Regions from separate parts of the Homo sapiens genome. Here region 2 is linked to region 1. Evidence: chromatin loops called from intact Hi-C (ENCODE). Cell type or tissue: B cell. All regions are shown on one strand.

Region 1 (8,000 bases):
GATAGGTCAAAGTAAAAAATCAGGAACAAGAATGAGAGAAACTAGGTAGTCCAAAAAACAAATACATACAAGTAACATATTAAGTCTTAACTGTCTCTCACCTCATCAAGGATAGGAGACTGTCTGCTTCTTTAATTCCATGTATAACACATTTGAGTACCTTACAGTATTTTACACAAAGTAGTCGCTCAAATTTTAGCTGCCATCCTCTAATCCCATTGGTTTAGACACAGTATAATAAAAAGTCTGTGGTCTTTGGAGTCAAATAAACCTAAATTTAAACCAGGGTCCACCACTCGATAGTTCTGTGACCTTGAGCAAATTACTTACCATTTCTAATCATTAGTTTCCTTAAATGTAAACAAAAATGATTAAACCCAAGAATTAGCATTAGAAACAACATTTCCAAAGTGCCTGGCCTTAGGAAGAAATGCTCCATAAACTGGAGTTACCATTATGTAAAAGGCACTTAATTCATCAATGCTCAATACAGTGAGTTTCCTACTTTGGCAGCATAGATTAATGTTTCCAGAAGAAAAGCAAAGACATGAGAGAGGAGGAAATCACATAAAACAGGATAAACTTCATTTTCATCACATAACACAGAAAGAATTAAGAGAGAACTCTATGAATAGGTATAACACATGGACAATCAACAACTTACAAATGGATAGGTTCAAAGGTTTGATTATAAATCAGTTGTTTAGAACTAGGAACACATTTTCACATGGAATCATAATCATAGTTAAAATGTGATATATCTCAATAAAATCAGTAGTAAAAAACTTACGAAATATCAAACAACACAGAAAGCCAACAGACTTTAATAAAACATAATTTAATTTACTTTAGAAAGTAGCACTTCAAGGAAAAGATTTTATGCGAGGCTTCTGAGGTGATTCAGAAGAGATTTTCAGAGAAATTCTAAAAGCTTTGTAAGAGCTGATGACCCTAGTTCTTTATGGTTTATTTTACCTCAAATTTTATGGTTTCCCTTTCTTTCAGTATAAGCAAAACACCAGTACTCTTATACTTAATAGCCATGATTGCTATCATTTATTTCACAAGCAAGAGAGAGTAATTGGGGAAGAATTAGAAGAAGGACAGGAAAGAGAAAGGAGTCATAAAGGATGTGCCCAAGTACAAAGAAAAAAGACTTAGATTAGATTAGGTAACTTCAGTAGGAAAAAATAAAAAATGAAAAGGAGGTAAAGCACAGCATTAAAATATTGAGGGAGGAAAGCAAAGTGATGAGAACTAGTTAGACAGAGGCCCATCATGATGAGCTGGTTATCTTAAAGGTGACAGGTTATAACGAAAGTGGAAAATGGCCAGGTGCACTGGCTTATGCCTGTAATCCCGGCACTTTGGGAGGCTGAGGTGGGCAGATCACCTAAGGTCAGGAGTTCGAGACCAGCCTGGCCAGTATGGTGAAACCCCGTCTCTACTAAAAATACAAAAAAATTAGCTGGCATTGTGGTGTGTGCCTGCAATCCCAGCTACTCAGGAGGTGAAGGCAGGAGAATCACCTGAACCCGGGAGGCAGAAGTTGCAGTGAGCAGAGATCGCACCACTGCACTCCAACCTGGGCAACAAGAGTGAAAAGTCTGTCTCAAAAAAAAAAAAAAAGAAAGAAAGAAAGAAAGAAAGTGGAAGAAAAGGCATAAAGGAAGCAAAGCAATCCACGGCCTGCTATTTACACAAAGGGAATGCTCGCAAGTCCAAAATTCACCATTCAAAATGTGGCACTGCAGTGTAACTGTAAATTTTCTTCTAATCCCTTTATTTCCCTAAATTTCTCTAAATATTGTCCTTTATGTAGATACTGTAATAATAATAATAACAGTATTATTATATCCAATGAGGTTGATAATAATATCTAACCTAGAACTAGAAAAAGAGCTTTTTAAATGTAAAGATGTCTGACAGGATGGAATTAAACTATTTTAGAAAACTATCCTCAAAAGCCAGTAGGTATATTATATGCCTCTTAGGCAATGAGGAATACCAGTGATTTCAAACCATGAACAGAAACTTTTGATTTTTCTCCATAAAGAAACCACAGAATCAGTTCTATATAGTCCAGTTTATTTAGCAGTCGAGCAAATGTTCCTATGAAGTACTGATAGGCTTTTTGAAATGTTAATGATTCTGAAAAAAAAAATGAAGAGATGAGGTAGTCAGATAAAATAAGATTTTCTATGGTCTGGTCTTAAATCCAGGACCTATATCAATAAGATAGATTTTTGCAAAGCAAACAACAAAACACACTTAATGATGGGCAAAGCCCAAATAATTTAGACAGTACCAACTACAAACAAGGGTGCAATAAGCCAAACTGCTTTTCAGGTCACTAAAGACCTGCTAAGTTAGACTGTCCCATTTGCAAAGAACACGCTTACTAGTACAAGTGATCACTTCCAGACCAATAAGATATTTCTACATATCACAACTATATGAGCTTTGCCAAATCAAATGCTCTCTAGAGGCAGAAAATAGATCTAAATAATCTTAGTGAGAAAACAGGCCTACAGAAATGTTCGTGTGGCACGATGAGATGCTTGGACTGAGGCGTACAGGAATGCTGAGAAGACGCTGGGATCCCTACAAGCATTGCCTAATTTCTCTCATCTGTACAAATTTCTGTCAAATGTATACAATTACTGATTTGATTATTAAACCTGCAAAGTTATTTAACAATATTGTTAATCCATATAATAGCATGCCCTTACACATTTTCTCAATTAGCAGATACCAAAAATAGTTCTCATGACCGCCAAGAATATTTTTAAAATTAAAAAGTTGCGAGCCAGGGGCGGTGGCTCACGCCTGTAATCCCAGCACTTTGGGAGGCTGAGGCGGGTGGATCACCTGAGGTCAGGAGTTCGAGACCAGCCTGGCCAACATAGTGAAACTCCATCTCTACTAAAAATACAAAAAATTAGCTGGGCGTGATGGCAGGCACCTGTAATCCCAGCTACTAGGGAGGCTGAGGCAGGAGAATCGCTTGAACCTGGAAGGCAGAGGTTGCAGTGAGCGGAGATCGTGCCATTGCACTCCAGCCTGGGCAATGACAGCAAAACTCCATCTTAAAAAAAAAAAAGGAAAGAAAAGAAAAAGAAAAGAAATTAAAAAGTTGGGAAACACTGCCCAAATACAAGTACATGTAAAACAGCCATTAAAAACTCCTCCAGTCTACCTTTTATTCCAATTTAGATCATTCAGTTCTAATTTCCCACATCTATTTTATCTTTCCCATCTAACAAGATTAAGTTGATACCTAACATCTTAGCAAAAGGCAAAAACTTAAAGAACTATGTCACATATGGTATCTTCATTTTAATCCAAATGTTCTTAATTTTAACAAACCACATTCAACTATGTACATATAAATTGACATTAAACTTATATCCAATCTTTAGAATTCTTAAGACAATTCCTTCTTTGAATTAGCCTGTGATCTCATCTTACAAAAGAGTTATGTATAGTTAAGGTCAAATTACTCTTTACAGTCTCCTTTAATAATAGAATTTGGCAATTCAACTGATACATTCTTCCAGAGCAACAAGTAATCAAAATCTAAAACTATTAAAGTATTATTTGCTCTATGGGAATTACTTATTACCTGTTGACTCAACCGTATCTGCTGAAAGACACAGAAATCCTACCAAAGTTAATTTAAGGACTTACCAATTTCCCTTGCAATTCTGACAGCTTCTTCTGCATCCTGTAAAAGCAGGAAATGAGACTCAACATTAATCCCATGAGGCATTGCACAATGTCTTTAGGGCAGTCATATATTGCACTACTGTCTCCTCCGATTCATTTAATGTTCAATTTTACTACCTTCTAACCCTTTTCATTCAGAGAAATGTAAAATTAATACCATAAGTGGAATGTAAATTCTACCTCATCATTATTATATTAAGAAACTCAAAGCAGTTGAAATGAGCTGGCAGGAAGCACTACCAGAATTGCCAATGATTTGGTGCAGTTGCCGGAATTTAATGGCAGAATTTAGATGTTTACAATCAATACTGAATCATAAATCAGGTCATTAAAGCTTGTCCGCAGCCAGCTTGTTTCTGTCCAATATTATGTGTCATGTTTTCCTAGATTCTGTCAGCAGGGGGAGTTGATTCTCTATTGTTTGGGAGTAGTTGATCGATTTTGCAGAAATATGAAAGTTAATTTCCAGTACCTACAGGAATTACGAATTGTTCCAAAAAATCCTTTTGGTAATCTGCATTACCTTTTCTTTTCTATTGTTTCTTTCTTTTTTTTTTTTTTCAGGTACATATTTTATCTCTACAATTGTATCTTGTTACATAAATTAAAAAAAAACTTTAATTTCAACGAACCAACTACTGGAGGAAAAAACTCCAAAAAGCAAAAGAAAGAAAATACCTTCCTAAACAGTAAGGGGTAAAAGTTTATCCATTTAAGGATTAGTTATTGCTAAATATTAACCAATGCCACTTCTACCTCTAAGAAGATGAAAAGACAAAAACTTCCCTTGAATCTAAGTAATTTCACTGATCATTAACCCTCACCTAACACATCCAACACAGGACACTGCTGAATCATTTCCCCAAATAACAATAAAGATAATGTTGAAATCTAAGCCTCCTTCGTGTGTGTGGGTATGTGTGGGGTGTGTGTGTGTGTGTGTGTGTTTGTGTAATTCAGTGACACAAACTAAACTACCACAAAGACTGACAATATTGTTTTGAAACCACAGCTGGTAAGTGTGACTGAATTTTTAGAAAATGACTAAAATGCTGAAGTGAAGCCCAGTGTTTTTTAAGCTTTTAAGCTAATACGTTTAAAATGTAGAGCAACCATGTCAGAATCCTCCGAGAAGGGGGCGGGGGGGGATGTTTATAACTGGTTCACTTATGTCTAATAAAAAAAAATCTTCTTTAAAGTTCTTCAGTACCTAATAACATCCCCTGAATAAGGAGGTTGGCAGGGGAAGTTGTCAGAAAAATTTAATTTCCTTTCATTAGCCAGTCTGCTCCACAAATAGGTGCTTGTTAAGTTCAAAGGGGTCCTGAAAGCGACATCAGTTTTAAGTTGTTTTTTTTTTTTTTTACTCCAAGCAGTCACATCTGCTAATGAGATTTTCCAAATAACAATTGTTTTCAAGTCAGAGATAAATCTATATCTCCCACCCTATGCCTTCCAAAATCAAGGTTTACTGCTTTATTACACGTTGCTGTTTTCGCTGACCCTACATTCTCCAAACTTTAGCTTAAAGGGATGAAAATCCATGAAAAGGGTCATTTAAGAATGTTAGTGGTTTCCACACATTGAGTTGGAAGGTTCTTTGTTCCAGCCAGTGACAGTTATTGGAGAATACTTCCCCTTAATAGCCTCTCTGTCAGGAAGTGTTAAACCTGCCAAATGCGAACAATTAGTGCCTCTTGAACAAAATACAGGAAGAGTGATGGCTGATGAAGACTGGATTATAATAAACCTAGAAGAAAACTTTTAACATTTCTTTCCAACGTGATGAGAGAAAATAAACTGCTATTGTAAAAAGTTCATCACTTGAGAGAACTAACAGGCAAGTTTTAAAAGGTAATTCAAAAATTCATTAGACATATTTTGTCACTTATTTGAATATACATGTTATAGCTGGGTGTGTATGGATACATAAAGCCATATCTATATCTGACACAGCAAATTAAAAATTCCACTGCCACAAATCCAACACTTCTATAGCATGCCACAAAGCAAGCTTATCTTTCAACTTAACAGCATGCTAAGTCTTCTTACTATGAAAATTAGATTCTTCTAAATGAACTTTCAAATAAAATCAAGCTGCCTTAAAAATTAACTTTTCACTTGTCACTCATTCATCCAAAAATACTTTACTGAGGACCTATTATGCACTGGACATTAAAATCTCTATTACTGTTTCAATAATAAACTACTAAATATTATACACTCAGCCCCAATATGGTCTTTGAGAACATGAAGTTTTATTATCAGGCTCTACAAAATTACTTTTGAAGAGATAAAAAGCCCTATATAGCTCCAAATTCAATGGCACTAAGTGACATCACACTGTAAAGGTTGCCTATAACATCATAAGTTTAAAAAACTTTAATCAAACTCTGAATCAACTAAAAAAAGGACCAACAATCATCACAAAAGATTAAATTAAAAGCTCACAGAAAAACAGTTCCAGAAGCACAATATCTGTGCTCAGCCTTGCTCCTAATTACAGAAATACAAATTAAAACAATGAGATCTCACTTTTCCTCTAGCAAATTAAAATCTGATAATGGCCAGGATGACAAAGTTAAATACTTCTCATATTACTGGTGTCATAGAAAATGGGATAATCTTTTTAAAAAGAAATTGTCAGTATCTACCAAAAGTTTGAGGACACGTTATCTTTTGTTCTGAAATTTTACTCCTGGGAAGTCATCCTACAGATATACCCACATGAGTGAACACAGAGAGACATACAAAGAAATTCATTATTTTGAATTCGTTGGTGGTGTTTTAATAAGAAAAAAATTCTGAAAAACAATTTAGTAAGCCTTCAACAAAGGACTGGTACATCCATAAAATGAAATATTAGCCTTTAAAAAGAATGCAGTTGATCTATATGTTCTTATTCAACCACTTATACATTAATTCAATAACTATCTGCCCAGCAACACTACATGAAATACATCTTCTGCCTTCATGGAGCTTATTACAAACTAATGAGAGAAACAGAAAATAAACAAATCAATTGATAACTAAAATAAATGTTACATAGAAACAGAGTACTCAGGCAAGAATACTAGGGAGAACTTGTTTCAGACAGGCTGCTCAGAAAGGGCCCTTCTGGAGTAAAATTTTAAACCTAAGGATAAAGACATCTAGCCAGGCCAAGCACAGTGGCTCACACCTGTAATCCCAGCACTTTGGGAGGCCAAGATGGGAGGATCACTTGAGGGTAGGAGTTTGAGACTAGCCTGGGCAACATGGCAAGATCTCTATCTCTACAAAAAAATACAAAAATTACTGGGTGTGGTGGTGGGACCTGTAGTCCCAGCTACTTGGGAGGCTGAGGCAGGAGGATTGCATGAGCCCAGGAGGTCAGAGCTGCAGTGAGCCATGATGGCGCCACTGCACTCCTGCCTGGGAAATAAAGTGAGACTCCGTCTCTAAAACCACACACACACACACACACACACACACACACACACACACACGCATACACACACACACATAAACATAAACAGCTAGCTACCATGGAAAGATCAGGGAGAAAGAACATTAGACAGAGGGAACCACACATATAAAAATCCTAGATGAGGAAGCAATTTCATAGGGAAAGAATATCAGGCAGCTAAAGCTGAAACACAGTAAGGAAGTGGCAGCAAAGCACAAGATAAGGAGGTATGGACGGCGTGGCCCTGTTCTGGCCAGATCTTATGGGATTTGGTACACAGTCCAAGATGCCTTGGTTCTATACAAGGCAATGACAAATGACAATTAAGCTTTAAGAGAGTAACTCTTACACTGTAAAAATAAGCAAAATAAAGTATATACTGGGGGCGGGGGTAGCAAGTTGGAGTACATAGCGTATGACCTTACCTACATTAAGACAGAAATACACATTTGAACGCACAGGAAAGTTTAAGCATTAGACAGCTACAGAAACCAATTTACTGCTCAAAAGTAGGACAGACAGCCGGGCATGGTAACTCAGGCCTATAATCCCAGCTACTCAGGAGGCCCAGGCAGGAAGACCACTTGAGCCCAGGAGTTCTGTACTGACTTAAGCAACATCGCAAGACCTTGTCTATATTTAAGAATAAATAAATAAATAAATGTAAAAGGTAGGATTAAAAGTTGTAGGAAAAGGGAAATTAAAATTGTATGCTCTTAGGTACACGTTGAACTTTTTTACCATAAGAATCATAATTTCATACTTCATATTTTCATAGTTTAAAAATTAAATCAGCCATGCCTGAAGTTATCAAATTATTAAT
Region 2 (8,000 bases), 710 kb after region 1:
TGTCAACTCTACTGTCTATGCTTAAAATCAAGTTATACAGTAAAATCTCTCTGAAATAGGTCATGGACAGAATATACTCAAATAATGGTTTCAATAAATTCATCAATGTGAATCAACATTTTCCAAATGTATACTGAACTGATTTAAGGGTTACACTTAAAATCATCAACTTTTCTGATTCAACTGCAAAATCATTATTTACCAGCACTTTCTCAGGTAATTTTTTTAAAGCAGAATAGTTGAAGTTTGCAATTGATATGCTGATTACAAATCATTCAGTAAATTTTACTGTCTGATGCTTGCTTAGTTTGTACACTACTGTATTTATTCTTTCTTGTTATTAAGCATCTTGGCATTATAATGAAATCTTTGTTAACTGCATCATAAATTAGTTAAAAATATCTCTAAGTACTTTCCTGTCAGGAGGCTACTGAAGAACTGCTTCTACTACCTTCAGGAGCAAGACTAAACAGTATTCTTTGGTTCAAGCAATTCTCCTGCCTCAGCCTCCCGAGTAGCTGGGATTACAGGCGCCTGCCACCACACCTGGCTAATTTTTGTATTTTTAGTAGAGATGGGGTTTCGCCATGTTGGCCAGGCTGGTCTCGAACTCCTGGCCTCAGGTGATCTGCCTGCCTTGGCCTCCCAAAATGCTGGGATTATAGGCATGAGCCACGGTGCCGGGCTGACTAAACAGTATTCTAAGCACAGAGGGTAGAAGAAAGAGCTAAAAAATCACCCACAAGGCCGGGCGCGGTGGCTCACACTTGTAATCCCAGCACTTTGGGAGGCAGAGGCGGGCGGATCACGAGGTCAGGAGATCGAGACCATCCTGGCTAACACAGTGAAACCCCGTCTCTACTAAAAATACAAAAAATTAGCCGGCATGGTGGCGGGCGCCTGTAGTCCCAGCTACTCGGGAGGCTGAGGCAGGAGAATGGCGTGGACCCGGGAGGCGGAGCTTGCAGTGAGCCGAGATTGCGCCACTGCACTCCAGCCTGGGTGACAGAACGAGATTCCGTCTCAAAAAAAAAGAAAAAAAAAAAATCATCCACAGACCTTAACAGTCATTCTTTCAGTTAGTCAACAAACTGATAGCTATTGCAGTAAACGCAGGTGGATAGGGCTAATATGAGAAGATAAGAACTGAGGCTTAAATATTATTTTGAAGATTACAAAGAAAAACAACAAGGAAATTTCAATTACTTAACAATAAGTAAACATATCCCAGGTTGATATGCAATTGATATGCATTGATCTAGCAAATAAGCAGTATTTCTATGGTAGTTTAGGGGAAACAAGCTCTTCGTTTACCAGAAATGAAAGAAATGGGGAGACAAAGGAGTCTTTAAAGTTCCTATTTGCACTGAGGGTCAGATGACAAAGAAGCTGACACAAGCATAACAGGCAGGTTTCTAACAGCACCATCTCCCTCCTTCCAACAGAGCCCCACTAGCCTACACAGAACCCATTCTTATGGGGTTCAGGTAGATGTTACCCAGGTCTGGTCAGTCAGAATGAATCCTTCCCATCACAAACTAGCTCATGGCTGTGCACAGGACTCAGCAACCCAGGGTTCTATGCATATGGGGGTTGGGTGGGGTGGAGGAGGAGGAAAACTAAGGGGTAGGAGGGAATGCGAGGCCACAGGATCTGGTCAGGTCTCAGCTGAGATCCACGGTTCCTAACCTTATTGGCGTGAGCAAACAATGTGATCTAATATACTGACAGGACAAATATCCAAAAGGAAGTGCATGAACACAGTCCTCCTGTTCGCCACTGAAAGCATCTTACACTTTCTAGAAAAGGCAAAACATATGTAAACTATGATCCCCACAGAATATAGGCATTTCCAAGCAAAATTACTCAGAAGAATAGCAATGGTTATACTTCAAATGTTGGATTTTGAAAGTCTTTAAAAATATTCTATGTTTGACCGGGCGCAGTGGCTCACACCTATAATTCCAGCACTTTGGGAGGCTGAGAGGGGCGGATCTCTTAAGGTCAGGAGTTCGAGACCAGCCTGGCCAACATGGTAAAACCCCGTGTCTACTAAAACTATAAAAATTAGCCAGGTGTGGTGGCGGGCACATGTAATCCCAGCTACTCAGGCGGCTAAAATGCAAGAATCACTTGACCCCAGGAGACGGAGGTTGCAGTGAGCCGAGATCACGCCACAGCACTCCAGTCTGGGGAACAGTGAGAGACTCCATCTCAGAAAAAAAAAAAAAATTCTATGTTTGAATATTGTATAATAAGTATATACTACTTTGGAAGGAAAAACAGGACAGTTTTAAATACTTTTTGATTCTGATACAAACTGGTACAGAATTTGTTAATGTTATGTCATGTTTACAAAATGAAAGGCTAAGCAAAATGTAAGCGTTTTATTTGAAGTTGATGCTATTTATCAAACAAAAGTTAAGTTTTGTTTTCCTGTGATTTTTTTCATAGCCCACAAGTATAAAACAATGTTTTCACTAGAAGACTGACCCAGGTCCTTTTCCCCAAAGCATAATATGCTACTGTTAACTATTCAGGCATACTTCGTTTTATTGCACTTCACTTTATTGTGCTTTGCAGATATGGTGTTTTTTAGAAATTGAAGGTTTGTGGCATCCTTGCGTTAAGCAAATCTATCAGTGCCATTCTTTCTTTTTTTTTTATTTTTGAGACAGAGTCTTGCTCTGTCGCCCAGGCGGGAGTGCAGTGGCACGATCTCAGCTCACTGCAAGCTCCGCCTCTGGGGTTCACGCCATTCTCCTGCCTCAGCCTCCCAAGTAGTTGGGACTACAGGAGCCCATCACCACACCTGGCTAATTTTTTGTATTTTTAGTAGAGATGGGGTTTCATCGTGTTAGCCAGGATGGTCTCGATCTCCTGACCTCGTGATCCAACCGCCTCAGCCTCCCAAGTGCTGGGATTACAGGCGTGAGCCACCATGCCTATATCAGTGCCATTTTTTCAACAGCATGTGTTCACTTTCTGTCTTTGTGTCAGCCTTTTTTTTTTTTGTAAGCAATAATGTATTTTTTAATTAAGGTACTTACAGAGTTGTTTTAGACATAATGTTATTGCACACTTAATAGACTATATGTAGTATAAACATAACTTTTATATGCACTGGGAAACCAAGAAAAACTTTATGTGACTCACTTTATTGTGTTATTTGCTTTATTGCAGTGGCATGGAACTGAACCTCAGTATCCCCAAGGTATGCCTGTATGTGAATAAAAATAACTACTCTATGTACCAGATCTATGTATCAAAAGAAGTACCAGATATTACAGTAATCTAAACACAGTTAAAAGATGATACTTTAAATGATGTTGTCATCTTTAACTAAGAGTCACTACTTCAAGCTACGACCACTAGTAACAAAAAAAAGGAAATCAATTAATTTGCTATATTTTACACAATCAAGTAATTTATATAGTCAAAGCAACAAAGATTTCATATGGAAAGGATAAACCCCAAAATCGAAAATATTCATGCCTTACCAGTGATGTTGATAATTCAATAACATGCTTTTTTTCAAGAATTCTAACTTTTGTTTGTCTTCAGCTTTCTCTGTATGGTATGTTTTTGTACAAACAAGCTTACAGGTCTCCTTCTTATTAAACGTAAACTGTATTAAAAGGAAGTGGAAAGCAAATTCAGAAAAAATATCCAGGTTTTTCATACCAATATCACAAATAGAGTAAAAGTGCTGGTCCCATTAAATTACTTAAGTGCATTAATATTGGTAATAAATAAATTTTTAAATTCCTCATAGCTCAATCAGATTTAAATTTTAATCCTACTGTGTTTCTCTAAAGACTCGTCATCAAGTTTTCCTTTGATACGTTCTTTTTGGTAATTTCAATCGACTTACCTTTTAAATGTAAATAAGTTCTAGAAGAGAAAAAAAAATCCCATGTAGAACAAAAATGGAACTTTAGTCTCTCCTAGTAATATCCCATGGTCATGTCTTAGGAATTCTGGAGTTAATGGCTTTCTAGTAACAAGCAGACAAATTTTTATGTTCAAATAATCAACAGATGTTAAGTGCCCTCCTTAAGTGTCAGGTGATAGAGATTCAGCAGTGAACAAGAGAGCATGTGACATTCAGATGTCTAAAATCAGGCTAAACATGACTCCAGAAGGCTGAAATTTACCAGCTATACAACCAGCCATAATTCCATCTTTTAATAAATTCAAACTTTATTACATAAGGTGATTAAAAAAATGGCATGGTTCACTTCTAAGCAGCCCACTCTTTTGTATGTATGTATTTATTAACATCCCTAAAGCAGGTGCAGTGAAGCAGCTAAGTGAATGTTTAAGCATAGTCCACTGCTGCCACCTGTCAGCCAATGTTTTCATTCTGTCTGCATTGCTATTTCCAATACAGCCATATCTGTACCACTAGTTGATATTTTAAACCTTATATGAACCTTAAAGATTCATTCTTAAAAAGTGGAAAATGGAAAAACAAAAAAGTATACACACTAAGAAATCAGAAGCACAGACACCAAACTTAAAATAAGTTAAGCAGAGAGACAATATTACACCAAAATGGCAAATCTGACACCTCAATCCAGTGCTCACTTCATTAGGTGAGTCAACCTGTGTGTTCAATTGTGAAGGAAATAGCAAGACTAAGGTGACATTAATGTAGTAATAGGTAACATCTGTTTAGTGCTTCCTATGTTCCATGTACTTTGTATATATCAAGCCTCATGTAATCCTCCAAACAACCCTTATTCATCTTTTACAGATGAGAAAACTGGAGCACCAAGTCACACAACTGAGCATCGGCATAGCCAGGATCTGAGCCAAGTGAGTTGAGCTCCGGAGAACATGCTCTTCAGCACAACACCCTGCAGCCTCTCCCTGTCATGTGTTTAGTTGGGAATTTTATAATATTTTAAATCATGTTTGGTTATGGATGGAATTGTATTTTATTTATGTTTTGCTAAGGATTTTTAAATATTCTTAGCTCCCAAGGGAAACAAATCCTCCTTATAACACGCAAGCACAGCACTGTTCTGTTTCTATTCGGGAAAACGTGGGATTATAATTTTTCCTAAATTATTTCAGTGAGGATTTAACCTTCTCCTTGGAATAATTCTGAAAATCAAAATATCAATCTAGAGTCAGACCTGGGTACGAGTCAACTCCATCTTGTTAGGAGACCAGGGAAAGCTGCGTAACCCTGCCTCAGCTTCAGTTAACTTATGTGTAAAATGGGCGCAGTAACTGCCTTGCAGGGTTGTTGGATTAAATACAGAAACGTGTGTGCAAAACACCTAGCATGCTGACTGATGAAAATAGGTATTCACTAAATAACAGTTATTGTTATGTATCTCACCACCAGCTTTTAGCAAATAGCAGAAAAATTATATCAAAGTCCATATCTGAGGGAAATCATATAAGGCTGCACACTTCTGGCAAGACTTCTCCTCCATGCAGCCTGAGACCATCAGGATTGATGTGGTTTGGCTCAGTGTCCCCACCCAAATCTTATCTCCAATTGTGATCTGAATTGTAATCCCCACGTGTTGGGGGAGGGACCTCGTGGGAGGTGATTAGATCATGGGGGGCGGTACCCCACGCTGTTCTTGTGATAGTGAGTGAGCTCTCACAAGATCTGATGGTTTTATAAGGGGCTTTCTCCGATTCACTCTGCACTTCTCTTTTCTGCCGCCACATGAAGAAGGACATGGTTGCCTCCCCTTCTGCCATGATTGTTTTCCTGAGGCCTCCCCAGCCATATGGAACTGTGAGTCAATTAAACCACTTTTCTTTATAAGTTACCCAGCCTCTGGTATTTCTTCACAGCAGCGTCAGAACGGACTACTACCCACTAGGACTAATGGGCAGGACTAATCCCATTATGCCCTCTACCCTCTGAATATTAGTCACCACCAGAAGTCCAGGATTTCCATGTCATCCTTCCATTCCCACATATGAATCCCAAAATGTATCCCCCCTCAACTGCTTAATCCCTTCCACTATGCCCTGAAACTCATGTGTCACCAGCAGAACACCCTCTAGTTCCTCAACCTCTTCTCAGAATGTTTTCTGGAGCCTGTTCTGATGAAAACCTGGCTGTCCCTGACGGATGCTGCCTCACTGGAGTCTTGCTGGTGGTGCCTGTTTTCTCTCATAGGCCCCAGCGCTGGGCCAGACCATTCTCCCTCCTCCAGAAACCTCTAGCTTTGACTCCCATGTGATCAGACCACACCGCCCCTACTCCTTCCTGTTCTTGTCATCTACCAACCCCAGGTCACTGGCCCTCAGCTCCTGGCTCACTGTCACTGCAACACTCCTCCTCGCTCCTGATTCTTGGTGATTACATCTATATCAACGATCCTTCCAAAACAATGACCTTTTGATCCTCTGCCCTCTCCTCCAGCGACTCTGGTCTTCATCCAATTTCAAAGCACTCCCTCCTCTGGTCGCATTCCACCCTGCCTTTATCAATGACAGCAGTCCCAGCCATTATCTCCATTTCAAGCTTCCCAGTGTCAAACCACCTCCTCCCGTTGTTCCAACTCACTGGCTCAAATGTTCATCACCTCCAACAAGCCCTGGACTCCACTTAAATCGACAGATCCTACAGTCTTTTCACTGTCTCTTACTCCTTTTGTGGCCTCACATGCCCCCTGTGCAAGCTCAAACTCCAAGCTCAACAGTATCTCCATCTTTCATAACATCCAAAGATGTCCTCACATCCTGTGTTCTTCTCTCACTTTTTTGGTATTCACTTGTTAAAACCACAAACCTGGTTAAATCCAACTCAGCAGCACAGCTGGAAATAGCTGGAGATACACAATTAAGCACGCTGGCTGCTGTTACTTCAAACCACCAGCTGGCCAGAGGGTCCCTGATGCAGCCTAGCAGCCGCTCCACACTCCTGCTCTATTAGCTCTCCTGGATCCTACTTGGCTGCTGCCTCCCTCCTCACTCACAGGTGGGGTGGCCATGCTGCCTACTTCACTGAGGAATCAGGAGCAATTGCCACATTTACCTCCCAGCATCATGCCCCATGTCTCTGCCTTCCCTCCAGTTACCACGGATGAACGAGCTCACTGAGGCCAACCTCTCCAACAGTACACTAGGTCCCATCCCTTCTTGCCAGAGCAAGGACACCCACGGCAATCCTTCCCTCTCCTAAATCATCACTTTTCCCGTATCTACTGATCACACTCATCCACATACACACCTTGCTTAAAGATCTATCACAAGTCCTCCTGGCCGGGCGCGGTGGCTCACGCCTGTAATCCCAGCACTTTGGGAGGCCGAGGCAGGCAGATCACGAGGTCCGGAGATCGAGATCATCCTGGCTAACACAGTGAAACCCCATCTCTACTAAAAATACAAAAAATAAGCTGGGCGTAGTGGCGGGCGCCTATAGTCCCAGCTACTTGGGAGGCTGAGGCAGGAGAATGGTGTGAACTCGGCAGGTGGAGCTTGCAGTAAGCCGAGATCACGCCACTGCACTCCAGCCTGGGCTACAGAGCAAGACTCTGTCTCAAAAAAAAAAAAAAAAAAAATCTATCATAAGTCCTCTTTGGGGCGGGTGCCTTGGCTTATTCCCAGCACTTTGGGAGGCCAAGGTGGGCAGATCACCTAAGGTCGGGAGTTTGAGACCAGCCTGGCCAACATGGCAAAGCCCTGTCCCTACTAAAAATACAAAAATTAACTAGGTGTGGTGGCAGGCACCTGTAATCCCAGCTGCTCGGGAGGCTAAGGCAAGAGAAGCACTGGAGCCTCGGAGGTGGAGGTTGCAGTGAGCTGAGATCACAACACTGCACTCAAGCCTGGACAACAGAGTAAGACTGTCTCTAAACAAACAAACAAACAAACAAACAGTCCTCTTTGAACCACGCCATCCTCCAGTTTCCACTCTTTTTCTCACTGCCAGTAAAATAAAAGTCCTCAAGACAGTTGTAGATGTGTCCACCTGCAAATGCTCTTTCCATTCTCTCTCCACCTGGCTATTCTATCACGGC

Evidence for each region. Hi-C counts contacts between places; a loop is a spot of excess contacts. Peaks named below come from ENCODE experiments on the same cell type or tissue, not always from the same donor. Only the 100,000 strongest peaks of a DNase experiment are listed, where the experiment ranks them.
Region 2: a loop joins it to region 1, with 11 times the contacts of the local background. A loop is called at or near these places in 4 of 110 quality-filtered maps.

Annotation. Positions count from the first base shown.
Region 1 is chr13:100,231,569-100,239,568 of GRCh38, reverse strand. It overlaps PCCA (propionyl-CoA carboxylase subunit alpha), which reads right to left. Exons shown (of 24, transcript NM_000282.4): 8 at 3,691-3,727. Among named protein-coding and RNA genes, the nearest start is that of PCCA, 150 kb to the right of the region's middle. In B cell, CTCF peaks have their summits at 3,953 and 4,163 (motif pointing right); a DNase peak (open chromatin) is centred at 4,128.
Region 2 is chr13:99,525,095-99,533,094 of GRCh38, reverse strand. It overlaps TM9SF2 (transmembrane 9 superfamily member 2), which reads right to left. Exons shown (of 17, transcript NM_004800.3): 4 at 3,501-3,628. Among named protein-coding and RNA genes, the nearest start is that of TM9SF2, 28 kb to the right of the region's middle. RefSeq lists a silencer at 4,396-4,445. In B cell, a CTCF peak has its summit at 4,352; a DNase peak (open chromatin) is centred at 4,334.